2 separate regions of the Homo sapiens genome follow, and region 1 is linked to region 2. The links are chromatin loops, found by intact Hi-C in ENCODE. Cell type or tissue: IMR-90. All regions are shown on one strand. Each heading gives the region's core, and the rest is flanking DNA. Links, peaks and the distances in the headings are about the cores only.

The links. Hi-C counts contacts between places; a loop is a spot of excess contacts. Peaks named below come from ENCODE experiments on the same cell type or tissue, not always from the same donor. Only the 100,000 strongest peaks of a DNase experiment are listed, where the experiment ranks them.
Region 1: it touches region 2 in a loop (5-fold over the local background); 2 of 110 quality-filtered maps call a loop at or near these places.

Annotation. Positions count from the first base shown.
Region 1 is chr9:98,654,246-98,664,279 of GRCh38, forward strand. The region is part of intron 1 of GABBR2 (gamma-aminobutyric acid type B receptor subunit 2); the gene reads right to left. Among named protein-coding and RNA genes, the nearest start is that of GABBR2, 50 kb to the right of the region's middle. In IMR-90, for the core only: no CTCF peak of the experiment used is centred there; DNase peaks (open chromatin) are centred at 3,816 and 4,906; H3K27ac peaks cover 1,817 bases.
Region 2 is chr9:98,601,704-98,611,737 of GRCh38, forward strand. All of the region lies in intron 1 of GABBR2 (gamma-aminobutyric acid type B receptor subunit 2), which reads right to left. It also overlaps the pseudogene SEPTIN7P7. Among named protein-coding and RNA genes, the nearest start is that of GABBR2, 100 kb to the right of the region's middle. RefSeq lists a silencer at 1,344-1,638 and an enhancer at 8,751-9,743. In IMR-90, for the core only: no CTCF peak of the experiment used is centred there; DNase peaks (open chromatin) are centred at 2,588, 5,598, 6,288 and 8,688; H3K27ac peaks cover 4,624 bases.

The DNA.
Region 1 (10,034 bases), core at 1,006-9,005, 53 kb after region 2:
GCCAAGAACTGTTTAAGTGCCTCAACTTTGGGCCCCTCTGCACCTGGTACACAGCCTTGTCATGGCCCATCTCGGCCCCAGCATGTTGTCTGTTTAAACATCTGTCTTACATGTGAGCTCCTTTAAGAGCCCATAATGGGGAGAAAGAATAAGTATTATCTTCGTCATCATTCATTCACTTAACAAATATTTGCTGAATGCTTTCTATGTGCCAGATGGTGGGAACTCAACAGCATGCTGGCATGGAGCATACATACTAGTGGTGAAATGGATATTAGTCAAATAGTCAAACAAGCGGATGGGTGCTGTGGAAAAGCACCGAGGGTTAGAGGACATGCAACGACAAGAAGATCTGAAGGGGCGAGGCAGACATCCTTGAAGAAGTGACATCAGAGCTGAATTCAGAAGGCCTAGACAAGGGCAGTGGGGAGTAGGGAGCAGTCCAAGAGGAGAGAACTACATCATGTGTATGAAGACACAAAAAAAAGCAGAGCCCCTTGGTCTTCACCCAAAGGAGTTGAAAACTTATGTCTACACAAAAACCCACATACGGATATTTACAGCAACTTTATTTGTAATTGCCAAAACTTGGAAGCCACCAAGATGTCCTTCAGTAGGTGAATGGATAAATAAACCATGGTACATCCAGACAGTAGAATATTATTCATTGTTAAAAAGAAATAAGCTATCAAGGCATGAAAAGACCTGGAGGGTCTTTAAATGCATGTTGAATGAAAGAAGCCAATCTGAACAAACTACATACTGCTTGATTTCAACTACATGACATTCTGGAAAAGGCAAAACTATGGAGACAATAAAAAGATCGGTGGTTGGGCAGGGATAAATAGGGGAGCACAGGGGACTTTTAGGGCCGTGAAGCTATTCTATGTAATATGGTAATGGTGAATGCCTGTCATTATGCATTTGTCCAAACCCACAGAATGTACATCAAGAGTGAACCCTAATGTACACTGTGGACGTTGGGCGATAAGAAAGTATTGAAGTAGGTTCATTGATTGTACCACTCTGGTGGGGGATGTCGATAATGGGGGATGCTGTTCATGTGTGTAAGCAAGGGGTGTATGGGAGATCTCTGTATCTTCTTCTCAATTTTTCTGTGAATCTAAAATTGCTTTAAAAAAAAAGCCTTTAAAAGAAAAGAAAAGGTACAGAAGCTAGGGCTCAGAGAACAAGGAGACCAAAGGAAGAGATAAGAGTGGTGATGTGTGTGGGAATCAATCCATGTGGGACCTTAAGAGTGATGTTAAAGATTTTGGTCTTTCACATGCACACATGTTTATTGCAGCACTATTCACAATAGCAAGGACTTGAAACCAACCCAAACGCCCATCAATGATAGACTGGATAAAGAAGATGTGGCATATACACACCATGGAATACTATGCAGCCATAAAAAAGGATGAGTTCATGTCCTTTGCAGGGACATGGATGAAGCTGGAAACCATCATTCTCAGCAAACTAACACAGGAACAGAAAACCAAACACCGCACGTTCTCACTCATAAGTGGGAGTTGAACAATGAGAACACATGGACACAGGGAGGGGAACATCACACACTGGGGCCTTTTGGGGATGGGGGGCTACAGGAGGGATAGCATTAGGAGAAATACCTAATGTAGATCACGGGTTGATGGGTGCAGCAAACCACCATGGCAGGTGTATACCTATGTAACAAACCTGCATGTTCTGCCCATGTATCCCAGAACTTAAAGTATAATAATAACAGAGATTTTGGACTTTACCCTAGCTAACGCAAAGCCACTGGGAGTCCTAAGCAAAGGGTTGATATAAGATTTAAGTTATGAAAATATGGCTGCAGGGTATGGAAGGAACAGAGAGGAGGTCAAAGTGGGTACAGGGAGATAATTAGTAGGCCAGTGTAGTCACCAAAGAGCTGGGTGATCATGGCCTACAGCAGATAATGGCAGAGGGCAGGAGAAGTAAATGGATCCAGGAGATATTAAGGGTGGATATGGCGGAGAGGAGGAAGGGGTGTGGAGGAAGACCTGTAGGCCTCTGGCTTGCAGAAATGTGTGGATGATGGGGCCATCCCTAAAGAAAATGCAGGACCATGGAGCAGAACTAAATGGAAGGTGCTGCAGTCACATCTGACAGGCCTCACATCTGACAGGCTAATCCCAGCCTTGTGTTGCTGTCTTATTATAAAAAGGAAAAAAAAAACAACAGTTGAGCTGATATTTTCAGTAATAAGTGGGCAAGTACTTCAACATTTAATTTATATGTCACTAGTTTCAAAACTCATTTTAAAACCTTCCTATAATCTTACCAGGTTTACGTACACTGACATTATAACACCCAAATTATTTCTGATCTAAAAATAATTACCCCGTATGTTGCTTTGCCTGAAAAAGTGTTGAGAGAAATTATTGGCAAGGAATATTTTTCCATTGCCAAAGAACAGTGAGCCAGTTACCAGTTATGCCTTAACTCATTTCATCCATTCTTAAGGAAACCTATCAGAGGACAGCCACATTTCCAGAACACATTTAGGAGTGAGGGTGTCCCCACAGGAGGGCAGAGCACTGTGACATGATTATGGAAACAAAAAACATGGGGGAAGTCCAGACAAGAAGGGGTCAGCAGCAGGGAGGTTTATTAACAGGCAGCTGGGTAGGGGTGCTGGCAAGAGCAAAGCTGGCCCTAGATGCTGGATCAGAGGTTGCAAACGGGTGGCTCTTAGGCCACATTCAACCTTGAAATATGTTTTATTTGACTCATACAGTGCTACTTTTTAAAAACTGAGCCAACATTTTAAAAATCCAAATTTTCAGCTTCTCTTGAAAACTCAGTAGATCTGGTCAAACTGGGCCACGTTTACCTGTGGTAACAATCAATTGGAACTGAGCAGCCTTTGCCCCTGCAGAGGGGGAGGGCTCTCCCATCTACAACATTTCCATGATGCCCCATCTTTAGGGCTTTACCCAGCTTTAAGTGTCAGCTGACATTTATCATTGCGGTTGCAAAGTGTTGTTTTTCTTATGGTAAAGAAATATTTCTCTGTATCCATGTCTCTATTAAAAGTGAAAAACAAAACATAAACCAAGAAGACTGTACGTTTTCAAGAAAAATGGAGGGTATATTTCCTTACAGAATTAAAAACCCTCCCAGCAGGCGTTAACACACAGTGTGCCGTGGTCCATTTCCCTTACGCCTGTTCTCTTCATTCATTTACATTTATCTGGCCAGCCCCTGTGGAACCCTGGCCAGGGACTCAGATGTAAGGAAGGGACCCTGTTTTAGCGGAAGGGAATATGAAAAACACGTGGCCACAAAAAAGATCAACATTCAGTTATGAGAACCAGGATCCAGGGTGAGGGCCAACTCAGGTAACTCAATGATAGTGATTCTGATGACAGTGAAATGATATGGTTTGACTGGGTTTCCACCCAAAATCTCGTCTTGAATTATCATCCCCCAAATCTGCATATGGCAAGAGCGGGACCAGGTGGAGGTAACTGGATCATGGGAGCCATTTCCCTCATGCTGTTGTCATGATGGTGAGTGATTCTCACAAGATCTGATGGGTTTTTAAGTGTCTAGCATTTCCCCTGCTTGTTCTCTCTCTGTCCTGCCCCCTGTGAAGAAGATACCTGCTTCTCCTTTGTCTTCTGCCATGACTGTAAGTTTCCCGAGGCCTTCCCAGCAATGGGAAACTGTGAGTCAACAAAACTTTCCTTTATAAATCACCCAGTCTCAGGTATTTCTTCATAGCAGTGTGAGAATGGACTAATACAGTTACCAAGAGCCTTTACTAGGCACTGACTGCTTGCTAAGCAGCATGCTAAATACTTTACATATATTCCTTTTAACTCATTTTTCAGACAAGAAACGTGAGGTTCAGAGAGGATAAGTCATCCACCCATAGTCAAGTGATTAATAAACAAGGAAGTTGGGATCCAAACACCAAAACCCAAGGTCTACCACCACGGGCGGTTTCCACTGGAGATGCACACCAGAATCACCAAGGGAGGTATTTAGAAATACACAAGCCTGGGCCCCACCTCCAGAAGATTCTGACTGGGGCAGAGTCTGGGCATCCCTATTTATTTATAAAGCTCCCCAGGTGCTCCATGGGTACAGCTTCAGTGGAGAGCCACTGTGTTGAATGAATGAATGAATGAATGAATGAATGAATGAATGTATGCTGGTGTGACCTGGCTAACTCAAGTAACCGACTAGCTTTTCCCACTAGATGATGTCACCTGGACATGCCCTATATCAGTCTCCACATGAAGACAAATGCCTGCTCCCATCCACCGCTCTGTCAACCCTCCAGAGGCGGAACCAGCACTCTCACACAAAGACCAGTCCTTATTCAATGTGGCATCTTAAAAGCGGGTTCTTCCAAGGAACCACTGCCAGTATCCTTCAGGAGTAGGCTTCCTCCCTAGGGCAGTGTGTGCAGAGCACTTTGTTCAAGTAATGCAGAAGGAAAAAAGCCCTGGCTTGGGGGCAACATGTGACCTCATGAATGTCCCGTGGTAATAGTTGTGGCTCACAGGGATCACAAGCCACGTTAGTACTAGTCGTGAGACCCCCAACTCACCCAGAAGACCCTTATCTGGAACGAATGAGAAACAGAAAGGAAATAGACAAGAGCTCTGGGCAGCATTAAGGGATGTCATGCTCTGAAATTTAAGACTTTCCTTCATAAGAACTTTTCTTCCATGTACTCAAAGCCAATTTATTCTCACTCTGGGCAAAATACTCCAAGTCTGACCACATGAAATATTCACTTTATAAAGCTGCAATGGTGGTATTTTCTCAGCCAAGAAAAACTATTATACGTCTTGAGGCACTGGGTTGTTTTAGATATCATGGGTCATGAAACAGATCCTGTATATATTCTTGCTTTTTCCACTAGGAAGCTCAGGGCCAAATTTCTTATTCACTTTTGGCAATCATGCAAGACCTTTTGCATATATTTCTCTGTACTCACTTCATTCCTGTCTTCATTTTACAGTTCTCCCTTTTGCATATTTTACAATTTTCCAGCTGAGCTATTTATTTTAAAGCACTGCACTGGAAATGTTTATACATCTTTTTTGTTTGTTTTACATTGTTAACATTGTTTTATTCACTGGAGAAAATCAGACGATACAGATCAGGGGTCAGCAAATGTTTTCTGTAAAGGTCCAGATAGTAAATATTTTAGTCTTTGAAGACCATATAGTCACAGTCCCATATTATTTCTTCTTCTTTTTTTTTTAAACAACCTTTTTTCTTTTCTTTTCTTTTCTTTTTTTTTTTTTTTGACTGAGTCTTGCTCTATTGCCCAGGCTGGAGTGCAGTGGCACGATCTCAGCTCACTGCAATCTCTGCCTCCTGGTTCAAACAATTCTCCTGCCTCAGCCTCCCAAGTAGCTGGGATTACAGGCACCCACCACCACGCCCAGCTAACTTTTGTATTTTTAGTAGACATGGGGTTTGACCATGTTGGCCAGGCTGGTCTTGAACTCCTGACCTCAAGTGATCCGCCCACCTCGGTCTCCCAAAGTGTTGGGATTACAGGTGTGAGCCACCGCACCCAGCCTAAACAACCGTTTTAAAAACGTATGAACCATTTTTAGCTTGCAGGCTTAAAAAAAAAAATGATGCTGTAGTTTGCTGTCCTGTGATATGGATTAGAAACTCCATTAAACTGTTACTTGCCAGAAATAACCACTATTAAAATTATGGTACATATCCTTTAAGACATTTTATATGCATATTTTAAGTGAAATCTGCATTATATTATACACACTAATTTTTGGCCTTTTTCATCTAACAATAATTCCCTCATATTTTTCTATGTCAAAACTGGATACAGAAAACACTGTATAAATATTGCACAGCTATATCAATATTTATTCAATCAATTCTTTCTCCTCGAACATTTAGGATGTTTCCACTTTTCACTATAATAGATAATACTTCCACCATTACCTTAGGATAAAGTCCTAGAAATGAATTTTCTAGATCAGAGAAGATACAGGTTTTAAAGTTGTTTGATAAATATTCTCAGATCACCCTCCAGAAAAGTTATATCAATTTACACAACACTTCCACCAGTATGAAAATACGTATTTCCTTAATCTTCATCAATAATGGGAATTACCATTTTTTGCTTGTACCAACCTGAGAGTAAAAGCGTATCCTACTGCATTAATTTTAATTCAATTGATAGCTAGCACACATATTTGTGACTAAGTTCCACATTTTTAACTGCCTTTATTGGCCAATTGTATATATTCTTTGGTGAGTTTCCTACGGAGTCTGAGTTAGTTTCCTATTGCTACTATAACAAATCACCACAAAGTTATCAGCTTAAAACAACACAAATGTACTATTTTATCGTTCTGGAAATCAGAAATCCAAAATGAGTCTTACAGGGCTAAAGTCAAGGTTTTGGCGGGGCTGGTTCCTTCTGGAGGCTCTGAGAGGAAGCTCCTTGCCTTTTTCAGCTTCTAGAGGCCACTTCTATTTTTTGACTCATGGCCCCTTTCTTTCCTCACTCAAACTTCCTGGTTCTATGCCCGTGTCTCCTACTACTCACTCTGACCTCCTGCCTCCTTCTTATAAGAACCCTTGTGATTACCTGGGGCCTACCTGGATGATCCAGGATAATATCCCCATCTCAAGATTCTTTTTTTGTTTGAAATGGAGTCTCGCTCTGTTGCCTAGGCTGGAGTGCAATGGCACAATCTCAGCTCACTGCAACCTCCTCCTCCTGGGTTCAAGCAATTCTCCTGCTTCAGCCTCCGGAGTAGCTGGGACTACAGGCATGCGCCATTACACCCAGATAATTCTTTTTGTGTTTTTAGTAGAGATGGGGTTTCGCCATTTGGCCAGGCTGGTCTCGAACTCCTGACCTCAAGTGATCCACTCACCTCCGCCTCCCATAGTGCTAGGATTACAAGAGTGAGCCACTGCACCCAGCCGCAAGATTCTTAACTCATTACATCTTCAAACTCCCTTTTGCCATGGAAGGCAACATTCACAGGATCCAAGAATGAGGATGTGGACATCTTGAGGCGAGGCATTATTAAGCCTACACTGTGGGCCCTTTGCGCCTCGTGCCTTGGAGTGTTCATCTCTTTCTTATTTTTCCTTTTGTGTATTGAGACGTGTTGACTTTTCCCCCACCCCCCCGATATGGAGTCTCACTCTGTTGCCCAGGCTGGAGTGCAATGGCACAATCTTGGCTCACTGCAAACTCCACTTCCCAGTTTCAAGTGATTCTCCTGCCTCACCCTCCTGAGTAGCTGGGATTACAGGCGCATACCACCATGCCCAGCTAATTTTTGTATTTTTAGTAGAGGCAGGGTTTCACCATGTTGGCCAGGCTGGTCTTAAACTCCTGACCTCAGGTGATCCACCTGCCTCGGCCTCCCAAAGTGCTGGGATTACAGGCGTGAGCCACCGCGCCTGGCCTGTGATGACTATGTTAGTGGATGCTGCGGACCACTGCCCAAATTATCCATTTTGGACCACAGCACTCATTTTCCCAGCTGCTAGGTGGCTCACAAGTGAGTCTCTCCAGAAATTGCCTTGGCCTGAAGGGAGCTGTTCTGGTCTAGGTTAGGCCCCGTCCCTCAGAGCAGCCGGCATCCAGTGTGGGAATACAAAAGCCTGATCCCTTGCCTTGATTCAGGCAGCTCCAGAGCTCCCTGGAGAATTGGTCGAGGCTCCTATTGCAACCACATCGCAGCTCAACTTCTCCCACTTCAGTTCAACTTCTGCTTCACTTCAACTCTTCCCCCTTCCAGTCCTGCTTCCCACACTCTTACAGGTGTTATTCCTAACAGCACTTGCCAAAGAAAAGTTCCTACATACAAATCTTAGAATCTCAGTTTCCCAGGGAATCCAACCTAAGGAACTGGCTTCAGAAATCGTTTTCAGAGCAAAATCTAATATGAGATTTTGGAGCTGGCAGTGAGAACCCCACTGTTGGTGGTCGGTGGGACACTCATAGCCTGTGGCATGCTGAAGCAGTGAAATTGTTCAAACTTTCACCATGGCCAGCTGGAATGGAAGATGGGTAGGGCACTATCACAGGCATTTGAGAGGTTTGAGTGAAGCAATGATCATAAGGAACTTGGAATCAGATGGCTGTTGCTGGGTACAATCAATGTGCTGGGGAAAGATGAAGAGAGGCTGAGAATGATTAATCACCAATTTCAGAGGAGTGTGAAAATCGAAGACACTTCTTAGTAGCATATAAAGAAACTCACATCTCATGTAGATGAAGGGCAGAAAAAGCTGAGGACCCCAGGAGTTATTTAAAAGGGGAGCAGAGCTCCAGAGAAGGGTAAATTTCCAACCCTGACAAATCTGCTATGCTGAAATCAGGGCTCTAATTGGAGAACAGGGCCTGAGACTTGGAATGGAGACACCAGGTCAATTTACCTGAAGACCCTGCTCTCCAGATTCTCCTGAACCCCCAGGCCTGCAGTACTGACCCACTCCTCCCTAACACAGGCTAGGGTGTCACCTTGCTTAAAGATGATCCAAAGATGCTATCATACGTGCCCACCCCAGGCACGTGTATCCCCCCATCTCTTCCTGACCACCAGGCCAAAAACTAGAGTCAAATCACAACACAGCCAGACATGGAAGCCCAGACAAGGTAACACACACCAGAGCTGTGCGACCCAGACAGCATGTCCCACAGGAGCCAAGAGGTGATATGTGGGACTGAATTGTGAGAGTGGTGGCTCATGAGGGAATGGAGCATCAGGTTGATTAAGGATGGGTTGATCATGATGAGAGGACCCTCCCATGATACAGAATATAATGCCCTAGTAAGTATCCTGAGACAAGGAGTTAACACAATGGCTCTTACAAGCCTGGCCTACGCTAAGTGAAGTAGAAATGCCAGAACTGTCATCAAGACAGTGGAGGGAGAAATCACAAAGCTCATGGAAGTAAGCTCACTAGAGAGGAAATTTAACCAAGGCCAGGAGACCATGCGGGGACAGGCAGGGGTGGGGTGGGGTGGGGTGGAGCAGAGGGTACTGGAGGAAAGGCACAGGGTCATGGAGATATTCAGTGCTGGCTCTTCTCTGCAGACCGGGGATGATGGCAGAAAACTCTGTTACAGAACTGGTCTACCTGATAGCAATCGGCATGATAGAATCCCAAATACTAAAAGGCCAGACAGCAGCACTTCACTGTCAAAAGCAAGGTGGGTGCAACTGTCATAATTAGCGGCAAGGTCAGAATAGCAGTCAGGGGCCTGGTCCACAGAGATCTAGGAAGACGTTTAACAGAATGGTGTTCCTCAGGGAAAGATAGATGGGCAGCCAACAAAGGTAGTCCTTCATTTATGGAGCCAAAAACTGAAAAATCAAAAATGAATGATCAGGAGGCTGAAAGCAGCTGCCCCACTAAAAAAAAAAAAAAAAAAATTATGATCCCTTGCCCAGTTTATGGACCTGAGACATTTTGCAGACCTGAAAGCCTCCGTCTGAAGGAAGGCCTAGGTTCCCATGAGGAAAGACCCTGTAACATCATCACAACAAATATATATAATAATGACTCCCTCTGTCTTTCTCCAGAGGGACATCCCAAATTTATACAAGTAATCATAAACTGGGGAAAGAGAAATACCCAGACATTTTGAGGATTGTTAAATACACAGTCTGAGTTGATACTGTACCCAGGGACACAAACATGGCCACCTTGTTAGAATAGAATTATACTAGGGATAGCTAAGAAAAGGCATCCCGGCCCAGGTCCAGATCATAATGAGTCTACTAGGTCCACAGACCCACCCAGTGGTATGTCCCTCTTGTCAAATGTGTGATTGGAAAGGCCATGTCTGGGCGTCGGCAGGATCCCCACACTGGTTCTCTTGTCTATAGAGTAAGAGCCATCAGAGTTGAGCAAGGCCGAGCAGAAGCTTCTGAAACTGTTTCTCCCACTTTCCTAGCCAAAATATTATGTCAAAAACAGTACGGCATCCTGCTGGGGGTGGGAAGAGAACGGCACAAAGACCTAAGAATAAACGG
Region 2 (10,034 bases), core at 780-8,779:
TTTCCTCAGGGCACCATGGTCTCTTGAAGCTCTGTTAAGGCCAGTATGGGCCAAGGGCTGGTCATTGTGAATGTTTCCTGGTTTGTTCCCATCTCCCACTGGAAGCTGTGAGTGACTTTCAGGTGGGCACTGCCAGGCTGAGCCTGGAGATGCAAGTGTGGGGTAGTGGATGTCAAGCCCCAGCTGCCTGCGATTGCCAAAGTCAAGTACAGCACAAACAATGTGACCACAGGGAAGACCCTTAGCTGAGTTGCTGAGTTGGTTTTAGAAAGATTTTACTTGAACGGCTCTTTATTTTTTCATTGTTATTTTTTTGAGACAGAGTCTTGCTCTGTCACACAGGCCGGAGTGCAGTGGTGTGATGACAGCTCACTGCAGCCTCACCCTCCCGGGCTCAAGCAATCCTCCCTCCTCAGCCTCCTGAGTAGCTGGGACCACAGGCTTGCACCACCATGCCTGGTTAATTTTTTTTTTTTTTAATTGTTGGTGGCCGGGTGCGGTGGCTCACGCTTGTAATCCCAGCACTTTGGGAGGCCGAGGCAGATGGATCATGAGGTCAGGAGTTTGAGACCAGCCTGGCCAACACAGTGAAACTCCGTCTCTACTAAAAATACGAAAATCAGCTGGGCGTGGTGGCAGGCACCCGTAATCCCAGCTACTTGGAAGGCTGAGGCAGGAGAATCGCTTGAACCCGGGAGGCAGAGGGTGCAGTGAGCCGAGATCGCACCACTGGGTGACAGAGCTAGACTCTGTCTCAAAAAAAAAAAAAAATGGTAAATGTCTCATTATATTGCTTAGGCTGGTCTTGAACTCCTGAGCTCAAATGATCCTCCCTCCTAGACCTCCCAAAGTGCTGGGATTACAGGCGCGAGCCACTGCACCCAGCCTACAACTCCTCATTTTAATATCGCTCAGGAAGCACACCCTGCAATAACGATGATCATAATAATCCTAAAACAAACCTGCCCAAGCACTAGGGAACAATTTGAAATTGTTAATTGATTCAGTGGGAGGGGAGAAAACTGGAGGAAAGAGAGTGCAAGTTCTCACGGAGATGCTCGGTTTCTTTTTTTAGCAAACTACCTTGTGCCTGTCACAGTCTTCCCTGAAACACCCAAACATTCACTGGATTCCACAACGTGGGGCCATAGTCTGTACTGGAGAGTCCAGTATGCTACAGGCAGGAGCAGACATGGCCTGGGTTCAGCTGTGTGGCCTTAGGCAAGTCACTTTGCTTCTCTGGGCCTTCCAATCCTATCTATAAAGTGTAGTGATTCCTTATCTAGCTGTAGGGAGGGCCGGCAGACACAGGAAAACACAGGCTCTGGAAACACGAGGACTTGGCCACCCCCAAGGGACTACTGCTGGTATTCTTGTTGTTGCTAAGAAGACTGAATGCTCAGCAAATTTGGACTAAGAGAGAAATGGGTTTCATGTCAATAAATACCCCCACTCTCTCTGCCCCGTCTCCTACAGAGCACCTCATTTCATTTGCCAAGGCATTCCCTGTTTCAGAAAGATAAACAAGATCCCCAAAGGCTGGAAATCATTCTTCCAGCAACTTCCTCATTGTCCTGTTACAACTAAGATCTGGGTGGACATTCTCAGGCAAAGGATTTGGTCTGGAACTTTTCCACTGTGTTTCCTCAATGGCCAAGGTTCATTCATGCTAGAGAGAGGAGGAATTTAATATCGCTAATTACTTTTTAGGGAGCAGTTTCATCCTGGAAATTTTGAAATTGATTTCTTATCCAGTTTCCCCTTGGTTGATATTATTCTCTCAAGATCCTTACTGAACCTTCCAACAACACTTCTTTTATTCTCCTTCATGCTCCAGCTCTACGTTTGCTTTTTTTGTCCTCCCTCAAGGGCAAGGATCACCTCTCTGATTTTTGCCTCCCACCCTGGGCCTGGCACACAAGTCAGGCTCCACCAGTGCACTAGAGAAACAAAGACACAAAGATGTGATTTTCCCAAAGCATGCTTTCTGCAACTGCAGCTCAGAAATCTCAAACGGTTCAAGATAAGAAACTGGCCCAAAGCTGATTAATTTTGCAAAACAGACCTTCCAGGGTAGCACACAAGATCTTCAGAAAGAATATTCTGGTTCTTACTTCCCACTGAGAGCTTCAGGGACCATAATTAGAGCAGCATGGAGCAACAGACTCCGCTCTGGTTCACTAAACCCCAAGAACCTTCCTACCAACATGGACAAAAATAACGTCCCGTTCCATCTGAAAATATCACCTAGAATTCAGATGTGTGCTCTCTCATTGTGTTCTGTGCATTTTTAAGTAGCTCTGTTTGGCTGGGTTTTGACAGCTGGAAGCTGAGGCTTGGAGACCCGCCCGGGCACAGGGTGGTGCTTTTCAAAGATGCAGACCACTGCGTCAGAACCACCTGGGGGCTTGGTAAAATGCCGCTTCCCAAGCGCTATTCCAGACCTACCAAACCGGAATCTCTAGGGCTGCTCCATTTTTAATACACATCCCTGATGATCCGGGTACACACTAAAGTTTGAGACGCCAGCTCATTTTCCTGCCAAGGAGCTTTGCTTATTCCCCCACCCAACCTCCCACACACATCCATTTCATCGGCTTTATTGAGCAACAGTTTCTGCAGGACAGGACATCCATGCAGCTCTATGGAGTCACAGACTGCAGGTTCACCGAAGTTCTCAGTGTCTTGGTCTCTGCTCCAACATCGCCCTCACCCTTCCTAAAATAGCCACCAGCCATCCTTTGGGCTCCGAATGTTTGCTTTTGTTCCAGAAGATTGTGTTGTCATGCTTTTCCCTTCTACCCACAACATGTAGAAGGCTGGGCAGAGTAGGGCCTCAGAAATTGCTTACTGATTGACCAACACCTGCATAAATTGGAACACTCACTGGAAGATTGGTCCTTACATATGCATTTGTTTTTAATGCTGGCTGGATGCTCATACTAATAGAGACAACAATGGTAATCATAAGAATCATAATGCTGGTGAGAAAGATCTTTATATAAGGCCCTTTCTAGGTTACAAAGATATGTCACACATTTTCCCCTTGATAGTCATCTGTAACACTCAAAACAAACATTATCACACCCACTTTACTAATGGCAAACTGAGGCTCGGAGAGATTAAGTGGCTTTCCTGAGGACTCACAACTAGTTGTTTGCGGGGCTGGTACTCCAATCTAGACCCCTCATCTCCCAGGAGTCAATCATTCTTTCCCTGATCCAGTAAATAATGACTGAGCCCTCATGATATGCCATTCACCACACCAGAGCTAAGGACCAAGAGCCAAGGCTGACGTGGTCCCTGCCCTCCTGGTCTCCCACCCACATCACCCCTAATGACATGGAAGCTGCCATCAGCCAGGAGACAAGATACGTACATGGCAAGGCCAAAAGGCAGAACAAGTCAGGGTGTGCCCATGAGACGAAACCAGGGCAGCAATGCCCCTCTCCTTCTGTTGAGGCCTCCACAGGGATGTACAGTGCAACAGCGGAGTAGCCATCCCCAGGTCAGGTTTCCAACTGCACCTGCCCTGCCAGTCTCAGGTGCTGTGAGCCCCAGAGCTTGGAGGCAACAAGGGGAGCACAGCTCTCAGCATGAACACGGGGATTTTCAGAAAGGGTGGAGCAAGGTGGCCTTGGTATAAGCTGCCATTCCCCAGGACGGTACTGCAGATCTGCAGTGGGCCACTCGCCACCCTGAGGCTAAGCTTGCATCTGTATCTCAGGCTACGGACTCTCACCTGCCTTACAGAGCTACTGTATGCCCACATGAACGTGATGGGGAAACCCACAAGCCCAGCTTGAGGTCGGCAATCACCGTGATTCCTCAGGGGCCCACTTCCTTTTCTTAATGGATCTTCTAAGGGTCTAGGGACTGCTGCTGCCATTTGGGGCTATGGCAAGGAGTGCCTCTAGGATACCCTGCACATTCACATCTTTCTTTAACTGAGGCTTCAAACTGCGTGACATAAGCAGACTAGTCATGAGACTCCAGCACATCACTTAACCTCGTAGCATCCCATTTCTTCACCTGTAATTCGGGATAATGGAACTGTTCTCCTCGAGTTCATGTGAGGATTTTTTTTATTATACTTTAAATTCTAGGGTACATGTGCACAACGTGGTCTGTTACATATGTATACATGTGCCATGTTGGTGTGCTGCACCCGTTAACTCGTCATTTACGTTAGGTATATCTCCTAATGCTATCCCTCCCCCGTCCCTCCACCCCACTACAGGCCCCGGTGTGTGATGTTCCCCTTCCTGTGTCCAAGCATTCTCATTGTTCAATTCCCACCTATGAGTGAGAACATGCGGTGTTTGGTTTTTTGTCCTTGCTATAGTTTGCTGAGAATGATAGCTTCCAGCTTCATCCATGTCCCTACCAAAGACATGAATTCATCCTTTTTGCGGCTGCATAGTATTCCATGGTGTATATGTGCCACATTTTCTTAATCCAGTGTATCATTGAGGGACATTTGGGTTGGTTCCAAGTCTTTGCTATTGTGAATAGTGCCGCAGTAAACATACGTGTGCGTGTGTCTTTATAGCAGCATGATTTATAATCCTTTGGGTATATACCCAGTAATGGGATGGCTGGGTCAAATGGTATTTCTAGTTCTAGATCCCTGAGGAATCGCCACACTGTCTTCCACAATGGCTGAACTAGTTTACAGTCCCACCTCATGTGAGGATTTAAAGGGTAAATACATACAAACTGCTTGTAATAATGCCTGGCACATCAGAAGCACTGTGGTGTCTATTATCTTTTTTTTTTCTTTTTTTTTTTTTTTGAGATGGAGTCTCACTCTGTTGCTCAGGCTGGACTGCAATGGCACAGTCTTGGCTCACCGCAACCTCCACCTCCCAGGTTCAAGCGATTCTCCTGCCTCAGCCTCCCGAGTAGCTGGGATTACAGGCATGTGCCAACATGCCCGGTCGATTTTGTATTTTTAGTAGAGACAGGATTTCTCCATGTTGGTCAGGCTGGTCTCAAACTCCTGACCTCAAGTGATCCGCCCGCCTCGGCCCCCCAAAGTGCTGGGATTACAGGCATGAGCCACCGTGCCTGACCTATTATCATTTTTTTATGATAACTTTCCTTTTTTAAAAAAAAAGTACAAACAGTGCGAGAGCCACTGCTGCTGAGGAGAGAAGCGTCCACAGCAGCACCATGGGAGGTCTGATTGATCCACATGAATTCCTAGGCATTCAGACCTAAGAATCATCTTCTTCCTGCTTGCCCGCGGCTCCGCCTGCATCCAAACCGCTGCTCGCCCCATGTCGCTCGGTAGCTCAACAGAAGACCCCTGAAGGCTATGTGGGATTTGCCAATCTCCCAAACCAAGTATACAGAAAATCAGTTAAGAGATCTGGTTTTGATTCACGCTATGGTAGTGGGTGGAACAATCCAAAGTTTTAATCAAAGAAGGTGGTGTTCAGTTGCTGCTCACAATAGTTGATACCCCAGGATTTGGAGATGCAGTGGATAATAGTAATTGCTGGCAGCCTTACAATCGACTACATTGATAATAAACTTGAGGACTACGTAAATGCAGAATCGCATGTGAACGGACGTCAGATGCCTGATAACGGTGTAGCGTTGTTTATACTTCATTGCTCCTTCAGGACATGGACTTAAACCATTGAATATTGAGTTTATGAAGCGTTTGCATGAAACAGTATCATCTCACTTATTGCCACAGAAGACACACTCACACCAGAGGAATGCTAACAGTTTAAAAAACAGATAATGAAAGAAACCCAAGAACATAAAATTAAAATATATGAATTTCTAGAAACATAATAAAGAAGAAAATAAACTTGTTAAAAAGATAAAGGACCATTTACCTGTTGGTGTGGTAGGTAGTAATACTATCATCAAAGTTAATGGCAAAATGATCAGAGGAAAGCAGCATCCTTGGGGTATTGCTGAAGTTGAAAATGGTGAACACTGTGATTTTACAATTCTAAGAAATATGTTGATAAGAACACACATGCAGGACTTGAAAGAGGTTACTAATAATGTCCACTATGAGAACTACAGAAGCAGAAAACTGGCAGCTGTGACTTATAATGGAATTGATAACAACAAGAATAAAGGGCAGCTGACCAAGAGCCCTCCGGCACAAATGGAAGAAGAAAGAAGGGAGCATGTAGCTAAAATGAAGAAGATGGAGCTGGAGATGGAGCAGGTGTTTGAGATGAAGGTCAAAGAAAAAGTTCAAAACTGAAGAACTCTGAAGCTGAGCTCCAGCGGCACCATGAGCAAATGAAAAGGAATTTGGAAGCACAGCATAAACAATTAGAGGAAAAACGTCATCAGTTAGAGGATGAGAAAGCAAACTGGGAAGCTCAACAACGTATTTTAGAACAACGAACTCTTCGAGAACCTTGGAAAAGAACAAGAAGAAAGGAAGATCTTTTAAACTCTCTATTGACCACCAGTTACGTATTAGTTGCCAATATGCCAGCTTGGACATCAGTGTTTGTTGGATCCGTTTGACCAATTTGAGCCAGTTTTATCTATAATGATGGATTTAAGAGCATGACACACATTATTTTTGTTGTTGTTGTTCTTGATGGAGATTAAGATGCCGTCAATTGTCTAGGGTGTTGTGTACTTAGAAAGTAACAGCTCTACTTTTCCTACTTTTTCTTTTTCTTTTTTTATTAAACAGATTATCTTCAGTTGAATGCAAGATAACATTTTACTGTTGTATAATCATGTTCTGACGGTTTGATTGTTTACAAGATATTCCAAAATAAAAGGACTCTGGAAGGTTTTCATTGAGGATAAAAGGCCATAATATGATGCAAACTATGCTTCTCTATGATAATTATAATACAAAGGTTCCATTCAATGCAGTATATACAATAATGTAATTTAGTCTAACACAGTTGACCCTATGTTTTGACACTTCCATTGTTTAAAAATACACATGGAAAAAAAACCCTATATGCTTACAGTGCACCTAGAGCTTTTTTATAACAACTTCTTTTTGTTTGTTTTGGATTCTTTAAATATATATTATTCTCATTTAGTGCACTCTTTAGCCAGAATCTCATTACTACTTCATTTTTGTAATAACATTTAATTTAGATAGTGTTCACATATTGGCCCTGCTGAAATAGAATATAGCATCTTTCATATGGTAGGAACCAACAAGGAAACTTTCTTTAACTCCTTTTTACACTTTATGGTAAGTAGCAGGGGGAAAATGCATTTATAGATCATTTCTAGGCAAAATTGTGAAGCTAATGACCAACCTGTTTCTACCTATATGCAGTCTCTTAATTTTACTAGAAATGGGAATCACGGCCTCTTGAAGAGAAAAAAGTCACCATTCTGCATTTAGCTGTAATCATATATTGCATTTCTGTATTTTTTGTTTGTATTGTAAAAAATTCACATAATAAACGATGTTGTGATATAAAAAAATGTACAAACAACATGCATCAGTGGAGAATCTCTGCAATTGACATAGAATCATTTCTTATAAAACCATTGTTCCATCTCTTACAGACTGGCATCCCAGACAGCCTGAATTCTGCCCCCACTCCCCCTTCCAGCCCCTCTGTCACCCACCTCAGGTGCCCTACATCACAGTCATCTTGCAGTTGGCATTTCCCAAGCAGAATTTATCTTTTCCCATTTCTGTGCCTTTGCTCCTCACCTCCCTGCAGTTTCTCGCACCTCGAATGCCCTTACCCTTCCATCTATGAAATCCAAAGCATGCCCATATTTCAAGTGAACGTCGGGGAGGAGTGGGAATGGTCTCCTGACATTTCATTGGGTGATTTTTCCACATAACAGAGCACCTAACCCCTCCCAGCTATAACCCATCTGGGTGGGCTGAGCCCTAAGCCCTAAGCAATGAGTGGCAAAACTGGTTGAAGGGCAGGGCTCCAAGGTGGGTTTTTAGCAGTGAGCAAGGCATGGTTCAGGGGAGATGGTGCTCAGGGCCTCCAGCTTTCGGCCCCCTCAGAAGGGTGGGGCTGCTGGGAGTGGCCTGGGGCAGAGCTGGGCTCCAGGCTCCTTGGGTGCCAGTGGCACAGCCCTTACATCCTCAAAGTCTTTGTGATGCCCCGTCTGCTACCCTACTCAGTTTGTGTGGACGCTGAGAGCTCCAAACCCAGGCTCAGGGCCAGGACACTGGGCAGTGGCACTAGTGGTTCTGAAGAGGGCTTGCCATCGAAGCACTGGGAGGCTGTTTCCACAAGCCAAAAGGGCAGAGGGGCCATGGCCAAGATCAGAAACCCAGACACGGAGGCTGCACTTGGCAATGAAGGGGACACAGAAGCACGTGGATGTCAGGGGCTGTGGCTCACCATGCCCCAAACCAAACTCCTGTCCTCCCTGCGCCCCTCTCCCAGATGCCTCATTTCAGTGAACAGCACCCATCCTCCATCCGCCCCGCCTAGGAGGGCAGTGCAGCCTGCCAAGCGCTCCAGAAACTGCTGCCTGGACTCAACTCCCAGTTGGTGGCTTCCTGGTGGCGTGACAGTGGGCCCATTTAACCTCTCTGAGCCTCAGTTTCCTGCCTATAAAGAGAGGATGACAATAGTGCCTATTTCATGAGGTTTAAAATGAGTCAACCCATCTGGAGCAGTCAGGACACAGAGCCTGGCCCACAGCCTGCACTACGTGAGGGCTCACTTCTATAGTCAGGTCCTTAGCACTGCGCTGGCTGAAAGGCAGCCTGCAAAAATATGCATCCATGCCCTAACTCCTGGAACTGTGAATGCTGCCTTATATGGTAAAAGAGGGAATATTACCTTACATGGCAAAAATGTGATTTAGTGAAGGTTCTTGAGAGGAGGAGCTTATCCTGTAATATTCAGGTAGGCTATAAATCTCATGAGTGAGGCAGAAATAGACTAGACAGGCAGAAGAGAGAAGACAATGTGACCAGGGAGGTAGAGATTGGAACCCTGCAGACCCAAGTCAGGGAATGCCAACAGTCACCAAAAGCAGGGAGAGGCACAAAAGGATTGGTTTTCCCCCAGGGCCTCCAGAGAGACCCTGGCCCTGCCAAGACCTTGATTTCAGACTTCTGGCCTCTAGGACTGTGAGAAAAAAAAAAAACGTGTGCTGTTTTCAGCCACCCTGTTTGTGGCAATTTGTTCTGGCAGCCACAGGAAGCAAATACAAGGTGCCTCCTTAATCCCAGTTACTCAGGAAGCTGAGGCAGGAGAATTGCTTGAGCCCGGGAGGCAAAGGTTGAGTGAGCAGAGATTGCACCATTGCACTCCAGCCTGGGTGAAAGAATGAGGCTCTGTCTCAAACAAAAACGAACAAACAAAAAAAACAAGGTGCCTCCTTGACATCGCTCTCCCCACCTTCCACTGCTTTCTCAAGTCTCCCTCTGTCCAGGGAGGTCATTCCTCCCCGCTGCCTACAGAACCACCATCCTGTCCTCTCCCAACTGGGCTACTTCCACCCAACAATGGGCTCCTCAGCCCCCCGGAGATAAAGATTGGGATAAAGATCAATGCCACCCCCTGCCTCCTGCCCTGTAAGGCCCTCTGTGGCATGGCCGCTGCCATTTCCACTGCCTACCTTGTCCCTTGCTCACCCTGGTGTCTTAGGCTTCACTCACAGTCCCTTGTAGCTGCATGTCTCCTTCAGCATGGAGCCACCACACTTACTGTCACCCCATCCCATCCCTGCCCTAACTATTTCCTACTTGAGCTTCTCCAACAATGAAAACTGCTATGGATTCCTTCATCACATCCCAAGTGCACCCGAGGAATGAATGAATGAATGAATGAATGAATGAATGAATGAAATTGGAAGATTCCTATATCCCAGGCCTAGCTAACTGGACAAGGTATGTAAACCCAAGCCATAGGCTAGCTGCTGACCCATAACCTTGTAGGCCCAGGAAAAATGAGCTGGCAAGGAAGAGATTTTCTCTCTTGAAAATCTGGATTTGGAAATGTTAAGAAAACGAGAAAGTGCTCTTCAGAGCACACACCACTTTCTTAGAAAAGCCTCCCCAATTCTGGGTAGGTTCCCCAGCCACGCAC